Linked DNA regions of Homo sapiens: region 2 is linked to region 1. A link is an interaction called in ENCODE POLR2A ChIA-PET data of the cell type or tissue named here. Cell type or tissue: OCI-LY7. All regions are shown on one strand. Links, peaks and the distances in the headings refer to the core of each region. The heading gives the core; the rest is flanking DNA.

What was found. Peaks named below come from ENCODE experiments on the same cell type or tissue, not always from the same donor. Only the 100,000 strongest peaks of a DNase experiment are listed, where the experiment ranks them.
Region 2: POLR2A ChIA-PET joins it to region 1 with 8 read pairs; 20 of 35 experiments call an interaction of 5 or more read pairs at or near these places.

What each region holds. Positions count from the first base shown.
Region 1 is chr12:110,365,958-110,370,348 of GRCh38, reverse strand. LOC124903014 (a long non-coding RNA gene) reads left to right here. Exons shown (of 2, transcript XR_007063457.1): 2 at 1-527. Among named protein-coding and RNA genes, the nearest start is that of ANAPC7, 36 kb to the left of the region's middle. RefSeq lists enhancers at 2,836-3,703, 3,704-4,391. In OCI-LY7, for the core only: no CTCF peak of the experiment used is centred there; DNase peaks (open chromatin) are centred at 1,678 and 2,698; H3K4me3 peaks cover 549 bases; H3K27ac peaks cover 1,084 bases.
Region 2 is chr12:110,424,578-110,428,968 of GRCh38, reverse strand. It overlaps the pseudogene HMGA1P3. Among named protein-coding and RNA genes, the nearest start is that of ANAPC7, 23 kb to the right of the region's middle. RefSeq lists an enhancer at 1-171. In OCI-LY7, for the core only: no CTCF peak of the experiment used is centred there; no DNase peak of the experiment used is centred there.

The DNA.
Region 1 (4,391 bases), core at 212-4,211:
CCACCTCCGGGTGTACACCCGAAGAAGTGAAAGCTGGAACGCCAAAAGATTGCACGTCCATGTCCACGCAGCACTGTCCACAGCAGCAAAAGGTGGAAACAACCCACGTGTCCTTAGATGAGTAGATAAACAAACCAAGGTGCGTCTTTCGGTACAATGGAATATTACTCAGCCTTGTAAAGGCAAGTGACACATGCTACAACATGGAGGAACTTTGAGGACATTATTCTAAGTGGTAGAAGCCAATCACAAAAGGACAAATGCTGTATGACTCCATGAATCTTGAGGTGTGCCTGGCACAGTCAGATTCATAAAGACAAAGTAGATTAGAGGCTGCCAGGAACTGGGGGGAAGGAATGACTTAGTTTCTAATAGGGACAGAGTTTCTGCTTAGAATGCTTAACAAGTTCTGGATATGGTGCGGATGGTTGCACATTTTATGTTATATATGTTTTATGACAATTAAGAAATGACCTGTAAGCCTGCCATCTGGATAACTCCAGTAAACACATCTTAATTTATGTGAACTATGGTGTGTATTTGTAATATATATGTGTTACCTAAAGTTACACATGTTTAAAAAATTCAGGCCAGGTGCAGTGGCTCACATCTGTAATCCCAGCACTTTGGGAGGTTGAGGTGGGCAGATCATTTGAGCTCAGGAGTTCAAGGTCACCCTGGGCAACATAGACCCCATGTCTACAAAAAAATTTTTAAATTAGCTGGGCATGGTGGTGTGTCCCTATGGTCCCAGCTTCAATGCACACGGGAGCTACTCAGGAGGCTGAGGTGGGAGGATTGCTTGAGCCCAGAAGGTGGAGGTTGCAATGAGCTGTGGTTGCATCACTGTACTCCAGCCTGGGTAACACAGTGACACCCTCTCAAAAAAAAAAAAAAAAAATTAAACCATGGAAGGCATAAAATTAGAAATACATCTACTTCCCAATCCACTGAATTTATTGTCTCTCCCCAAAATAAGTTTCTGGTTCTACTTTTGTAAAAATAGTTTTGTGCTTTTCCTTAACTATATATATTATAAAAAATATTCTGCCAGGCACGGTGGCTCATGCCTGTAATCCCAGCACTTTGAGAGGCCAAGGCTGGTGGGTCACCTGAGGTCAGGAGATCTAGACCATCCTGGCTAACACGGTGAAACCCCGTCTCTACTAAAAATACAAAAATTAGCCAGGCGTGGGTGGTGGTCGCCTGTAGTTTCAGCTACTTGGGAGGGTAGGGCAGGAGAATCGTTTGAACCCAGGAGGTGGAGGTTGCAGTGAACCGAGATTGTGCCACTTCACTTAAGCTGGGGCGACAGAGACCCCGTATGAAAAAAAAAATACGAGGCCGTGCTGTGCACAGGGACATTCTGTGCAGCGTCAGTGCACCCCTTAATCATCAGTACTGCAGAATCCATTCTGCAGAAGGAACAATTTCCGCAACCCTTCTGCTACTGGTGGACACTTGTTTTCCAGTCTTGAACATAATTATTTCAGTCTGTGCTGTCATGAACATATTTTGCCATAATATTCCAAGGATATGCAGAAGTCAAGTTCCTTGCAGTGAAATTCCTGGGTCTCAGATTGTGTGCATTGACATGTCTCATGGGTGCTGCCCGATTACCCTCCAACAATAACAGGTGCAAGTGCCTGTTTGCCTGCCCCTCATCAGCACCACTATCATTAAGTGCTTTCATTTGGTTTTTATTGTTTTTACCAACCTCAGATTTGATCAGTACTCCCTTGCTTTTATTTGCCTTAGCTGCTATTCTTTTTTCTTTCTTCCTTTTTTTTTTTTTTTTTTTTTTTTTGAGACGGAGTTTCACTCTCCATCTGGCACATGATTACAGGCATGTGCCACCATGCCCGGCTGATTTTGTATTTTTAGTAGAGACGGGGTTTCTCCATGTTGGTCAGGCTGGTCTCAAACTCCTGACCTCAGGTGATCCGCCTGCCTTGGCCTCCCAAAGTGCTGGGATTACAGGCGTGAACCACTGCACCCGCCTTTTTTTTTTTTTTTTTTTTTTTTTTTTTTTTTTTTTTTCCTTAAGACAGTCTTGCTCTGTCGCCCTGGCTGGAGTGCAGTGGCACAGTCTTGGCTCACTGCAACCTCCCCCTCCTGGGTTCAAGTGATTTTCCTGCCTCAGCCTCCTGAATAGCTGGGATTACAGGCATGCGCCACCGCGCCTGGCTAATTTTTGTATTTTTACTAGAGACAGGGTTTCACCATGTTGGCCGGGCTGGTCTCAAACTCCTCACCTCAGGTGATCCGCGGGCCTTGGCCTCCCAAAGCACTGGAATTACAGGTGTGAGCCACCGCACCCTGGCCCCTAGCTGCTATTTCTTTTCTTTATTTTTATTTATTTATTTATTTATTTTGAGTCAGAGTCTCACTCTGTTGCCCAGGCTGGAGTGCAGTGGTGCTATCTCGGCTCACTGCAACCTCCACCTCCCAGGTTCAAGCAATTCTCCTGCCTCAGCCTCCCGAGTAGCTGGGATTACAGGCATGGGCCACCACACCTGCCTAATTTGTGTATTTTTAGTAGAGACGGGGTTTCACCATATTGGTCAGGGTGGTCTCGAACTCCTGATCTCATGATCTGGCCGCCTTGGCCTCCCAAAGTGCTAGGATTACAGGTGTGAGCCATGGCGCCCGGCCCCAGCTGCTATTTTGTGAGTGCTCCTCTGAGACAGGCCACGAGGCATGGCCTTTGCCTACATTACCACATCTCAGCCTCACACCCCCTGAAGTTGGAGAGGTAGAATTGGCCGCTTTCACAGATGAGTGCACTGAGTCTCAGATGGACACATTAGCTGTTTTCGTCTGTCCAGAGCCTCCTGCCCTGGAGTTTCAGTATGGTCTTAACGGATCTCTCTGCAATTGTATCATATATTCTGTTCCAGAGAAAACAGCCACACTAAGCCCGCCTCACCGTCTGTTGCTGCAGGCCTCAGCCTTGCTTTGTCTAAAGGCTGCAGACAGTCTGGCAAGGACAGCGCGTCACGACACAGCTCTCGCTGGCCACTTAAATCTTCCAGTGTCTCTCTCTTTATAAACAACCCTCTGGTGACCTCCTTTGTGCTATTTTTTTTCCTTCTTTGGGTAAATTCTCAGCAGGGGGATTTTGGAGTGAGAGTATAATCTTTTTTGGAACTTTCAAGGGACCTGGCTGGCTTGTCCTCTCTGCGTGGCAAACACATATGCCCAGGTTAGCCCGGCAGCCACCCTGTCTACCCAGGGAGCCCCTCCGTGGGCTTCAGGTTAGGGGCAAACCAGGAGCTCTGCAGTCTCTTGAGCGTCTGCTCCGCTTCCTCTTGCTGGAGCTAGGAGCTTGTGCTCTCTGCGATCCTCTCAGGCCTCCCCCTTAGCTTTCTCCTGGCTGTGGGATTTGGGGTCCCTCCCCCTCGCCTGGCTCTGCAGTTGGGGTATTTCCTGGACTGAGGTCAGTTCCTCCCCTGTTGAGGGCTGAGGGAGACTGTGCTTGATGAGGTTTTGTGTGTGTTGGGGTCGGGGGGGTGCTGGCTGCTTGTATCGTCCCTGAGTCCCCCTCCTTCAGTGCCGCCTCAGAGGTACCCACCCTCCTCACTAGGAGGGCTGAGGCCTGGGGGAGGGCCTCTCTCCACCCTCGGGAAGCCTCTGCCTCTGCCTCATGGCCTGTCACTGGCTGTGTGGCTATGGGCAGCTCCCTTGGGTTCTCTGTACCTCCATGTTCCTTTGGTATAAGACTCAGAGAGTTGGGTCTTCCACTGTCGTCAGGTGGGGGCATAACATGAAAGGGGCCTTGTAGCAGGGGTGGCAGCACTTGGAGCCCTCGGAGGGGTGTATGGGTGGGGAGCAGCCTCTGAGGGCTAAACCTTGGTCCTTGTCAGGCCAGCATCCCTGAGGATGGTAACCTTGCCTTCTGCCCTGTGGGCTAGGACCCCTTTGGCACTAGATCAGTGGATTTGACCTGAACCCCTAAGTGCTGGGCCTGGTCTTGCGTAAGCAAGAGGCCCAGGGAAGTTATTTTTTTCATGTTTGGGTCATCCTCTACCCATGACCTAGTCAGCTGGCCCCTCGGCCCACGGGCCCATCTTCCCTATCAGTCTCCATGGGGCAACAGAGGTTTGGTCTAGGAATTGAGTAGGAACCACAGCCAGCAGGGGTCTGTCCTTCAGACAAGGTGGCTCCCAGACTGAAGCCCCAGCCTTGAGGGGCCCAAACGAGCTGACACCAGGACCCCTGCAGGCCCAGGCCACTCCCCACATCTGTGCTGCTGCTGTTTGGTGAAGCCTACTAGTGTGACAGGAAGGGAGAGAGGTGACCTCGTGTATATCCCCCTACTGGAGCTTGTTCCAGAATGCTGGGCATAGACACAAGCCACGCAGTGACCTGGAGGCAGCTTCTGTCCTCCT
Region 2 (4,391 bases), core at 101-4,100, 59 kb before region 1:
ATGTTCCATTCTTCCACATCCGTCATTGCTGCTGCTACCAGCGCCAAATATTCATCCTCACTGCCTCCTGTTCTGCCCACGATCCCCTCCCGCAAGATACTCTTTGTAGGGAAGAGGGGCTGGGGCATGGCAGGCTGGGTGACCGCCTACCCCAGTCCCAGGGAAGGTGGGGCCCTGCCCCTAGGATGCTGCAGCAGAGTGAGCAAGGGGTCCCGAATCAACCATAAAGGGCGTAGGGGCCACCTCCTCCCCCTGTTCTGTTGGGGAGGGGTGACCATGATTTGTCCCAGCCTGGGGCTCCCCCTCTGGTTTCCTATTTGCAGTTACTTGAATAAAAAAAAATCCTTTTCTGGAAAAAAAAAGAAAGAAAATAGTTCAGCCATCTCTCAATAGGGAATTGGATAACTAAATTATGGTCCATCCATAAAATTAAATATGGTTCAGTTCTACCTATCCTGTCATGGTAAGATATCTTAGAATACATTATTGAGTTTTAAATAAAGTAGAAGACGACCAGGTGAGGTGGCTCACGCCTGTAATCCCAGCACTTTGGGAAGCCGAGGCAGGTGGATCATGAGGTCAGGAGTTCGAGACCAGCCTGGCCAACATAGTGAAACCCCATCTCTACTAAAAATACAAAAAATTAGCCGGACATAGTGGTGGGCACCAGTAATCCCAGCTATTTTGGATGCTGAGGCAGGAGAAACTCTTGGACCTGGGAGGCGGAGGTTGCAGTGAGCCAAGATCAAGCCACTGTACTCCAGCCTGGGTGACAGAGACAGACTGTCTCAAAAAAAAGTTGAAGACAGTATTACAGTATGATCCCAATACAATGTTTATTTCACTGTATGTACTCCTGGGAAAACTAGGAGCATGTACAGCAAACTTGAATATCTTGGGGCAGGAGAGAGTACAAGACTTAGGCATTCAGAGTAGTATGTATCTGTAATTCAGTAAGATATGTGTTCTCTTAATAACCAGGAGGAAAAAAACTACTTAAAAAAAAAAGATTGGCTGGACCCGGTGGCTCATGCCTGTAATCCCAGCACCTTGGGAGGCCGAGGCGTGCGGATCACCAGGTCAGGAGATCGAGACCATCCTGGCCAACATGGTGAAACCCTGTCTCTAATAAAAATTCAAAAATTAGCTGGGTGTGATGGCACATGCCTGTAATCCCAGCTACTCAGGAGGCTGAGGCACGAGAATCGCTTCAACCCAGGAGGCGGAGGTTGCAATGAGCTGAGATCGAGCCACTGCACTCCAGCCTGGGTGATAGAGACTCTGTCTCAAAAAAAAGAAAAAAGTTGAAGACAGTATTATAGTATGATCCCAATACAATGTTTATTTCATTGTATATACTCCTGGAAAAACTAGAAGCATGTACAGCAAACTTAACAATGAATATCTTGGGGCAGGAGAGAGTACAAGACTTGTACATTCAGAGTAAAATATATCTATAATTCAGTAAGATATGTGTTCTCTTAATAACCAGGAGGAAAAAAACTACTTAAAAAAAAAAAGATTGGCTGGACCCGGTTGCTCATGCCTGTAATCCCAGCACCTTGGGAGGCCGAGGTGGGCGGATCACGAGGTCAGGAGATCGAGACCATCTTGGCCAACATTGTGAAACCCTGTCTCTAATAAAAGTACAAAACTTAGCTGGGTGTGGTGGCATATGCCTGTAATCCCAGCTACTCGGGAGGCTGAGGCAGGAGAATTGCTTGAACCCAGGAGGCGGAGGTTGCTGTGAGCCAAGATCACACCACTGCATTCCAACCTGGCAACAGAGCAAGACTCCGTCACCAAAAAAAAAAAAAAAAAAAAGATTGATAGAAAATCAAATCTTGGCTGGGCACAGTAATCCCAGCACTTTGGGAGGCTAAGGCAGGTGGATCATTTGAGATCAGGAATTCGAAACCAGCCTGGACAACATGGTGAAACCCCATCTCTACTAAAAATAGAAAAATTAGCCAGGCATGGTGGTGCACACCTATAATCCCAGCTACTCGGGGGGCTGAGACAGAAGAATCACTTGAACCCAGAAGGTGGAGGTTACAATGAGCCAAGATTGTGCCACTGCACTCCGGCCTGGGCGACAGAGGGAGACTCCGTCTAAAAAAAAAAAAAGAAAAGAAAATCTTTTATAAAAGCACGTTAGCCCAAAACAGTGTGAGGACGATGGTCATCTTGTTCTTCTTTCTTAAGCATCCTGTTTACATTCATCATTGCCATATGCCACTAATTACTGTCATATGTGTGGAAAGATTACAGTACATGGAAATACATGAACAAGATCTATGTGAACTGTTTGATTTGACGTTTTTCTTTTTCCCAAAAGTATTAGTACTGAAGACCTTCATAAAAAGTTTGGTGCTATGTCCAGAAAGGGATGTAATACTATTCCACCAAAAGGCATTTGGTTTGTTTCCCCCTTCGTTTTTGTTTATAGATGTTTGGAAGACCATGCCATTAGGAGAGTGTAATTTTAGGGCCACATCTGTTCTGTGTTGATATTGAGATAAATCATCCATCATGATTTTCCACTTTGCTTCAACTCTGCAGCTCCAATTTATAGGTGATCTGGCAGTGCGCTAAGCACTTTACAGTTTTAAATCCTATTTAACTTTTGCAAAAAAAAAAAATACTTTTTGTGGGCCAGGTGCTGTGGCTCATGCCTGTAATCCTAGCACTTTGGGAAGCTGAGGTGGACAGATCACTTGAGGTCAGGAGTTTGAGACCAGCCTGGCCAATATGGCGAAACCCTGTCTCTACTAAAAATACAAAAATTAGAACTGGGTGCTGTGGCTCACGCTTGTAATCCAGCACTTTGGGAGGCCGAGGTGGGCAGATCACCTGAGGTCAGGAGTTCAAGACCAGCCTAGCCAACATGGTGAAATCCTGTCTCTACTAAAAATAGAAAAATTAGCTGGGCGTTGTGGCAGGTGTGTGTAATCCCAGCTACTCAGGAGGTTGAGGCAGGAGAATCCCTTGTACCCGGGAGGTGGAGCTTGCAGTGAGCTGAGATTCACCACTGCACTCCAGCCTGGGTAACAGCAAGACTCCATCTCAAAAATAAATAAATAAATAAAAGGCTGGGAGCGGTGGCTCACACCTGTAATCCCAGCACTTTGGGAGGCCGAGGCAGTCGAATCACGAGGTCAGGAGTTAGAGATCAACCTGGCCAACATGGTGAAACCTCGTGTCTACTAAAAATACAAAAATTAGCTGGGCGTGGTGGCGAGTGCCTGTAATCCCAGCTACTCAGGAGGCTGGGGCAGGAGAATTGCTTGAACCCGGGAGGCAGAGGTTGCAGTGAGCTGAGATCGTGCCATTGCGTTCCAGCCTGGGCGACAAGAGCAAGACTCCATCTCAAAAAATAATAATAATAAAATAAATAAAAATTTAAAAATAATAAAATTAAATAAAATTAAAAATTAGCTGGGTGTGATGGCACACACCTGTAATCCCAGCTACTCGGGAAGCTGAGACAAGAGAATCGCTTGAACCTGGGGGGCGGAGGTTGCAGTGAGCCAAGATCTCGCTGCTGCACTCCAGCCTGGGTGACAGAGCAAGACTCTGTCTCAAAAAAAAAAAAAAAAAGAAGGCCAGGTACGGTGGCTCATGCCTGTAATCCCAGCACTTTGGGAGGCTGAGGAGGGTGGATCACCTGAGGCCAAGAGTTCGAGACCAGCCTGGCCAACATGGTGAAACCCCGACTCTACTAAAAGTACAACAAATTAGCTGGGCGTGCTGGTGGGTTCCTGTAATCCCAGCTACTTGGGAGGCTGAGGCCGAAGAATGGCTTGAATCTGGGAGGCGGAGGTTGCAGTGAGCTGATATCACACCACTGCACTCCAGCCTGGGCGACAGAGGAAGTCTCTGTCTCAAAAACAAAAAAACAAAAAAAACACAAAAAAACCTTTGTGGCAGATGCAAGATTATCCCCTTTTCCAGATGAAGAAGGCGAGGCTACAGAAATTAACTTTTTGAAACTCACACACCTGGAAGTTGGCTAAATTGGTAATTAAACCTAAATCTGTCGGAATCCAGAGCTGGCCCACACAGCCAAAACGTGGTTACTTTGAAAGAGTGTAATTTTCAGTAACCCATTCATGCAACAATATGAGTAGATTGCTCTGTTGGGTGCACTATGCCAGCTATTGAAAGGATGCACAAGAGATGTCAGTGTGGTCTCTGCTCTCTAGGACCATAATGGTCTGATGGGAAATGTGTGTAGCAAGATAGATATGAAGAAATACTGCAAGGTTCATATGATGCCCAGTTCGGTAGAAGCCCAGAGAAAAAGAGGCTTTGTTGAAGTCAGTTGGAGAAGATTTAGCAAAGGTGGCTCTCAAACCAAATGAGCTCTGAAGTGAGCCAAATTGGGCAGA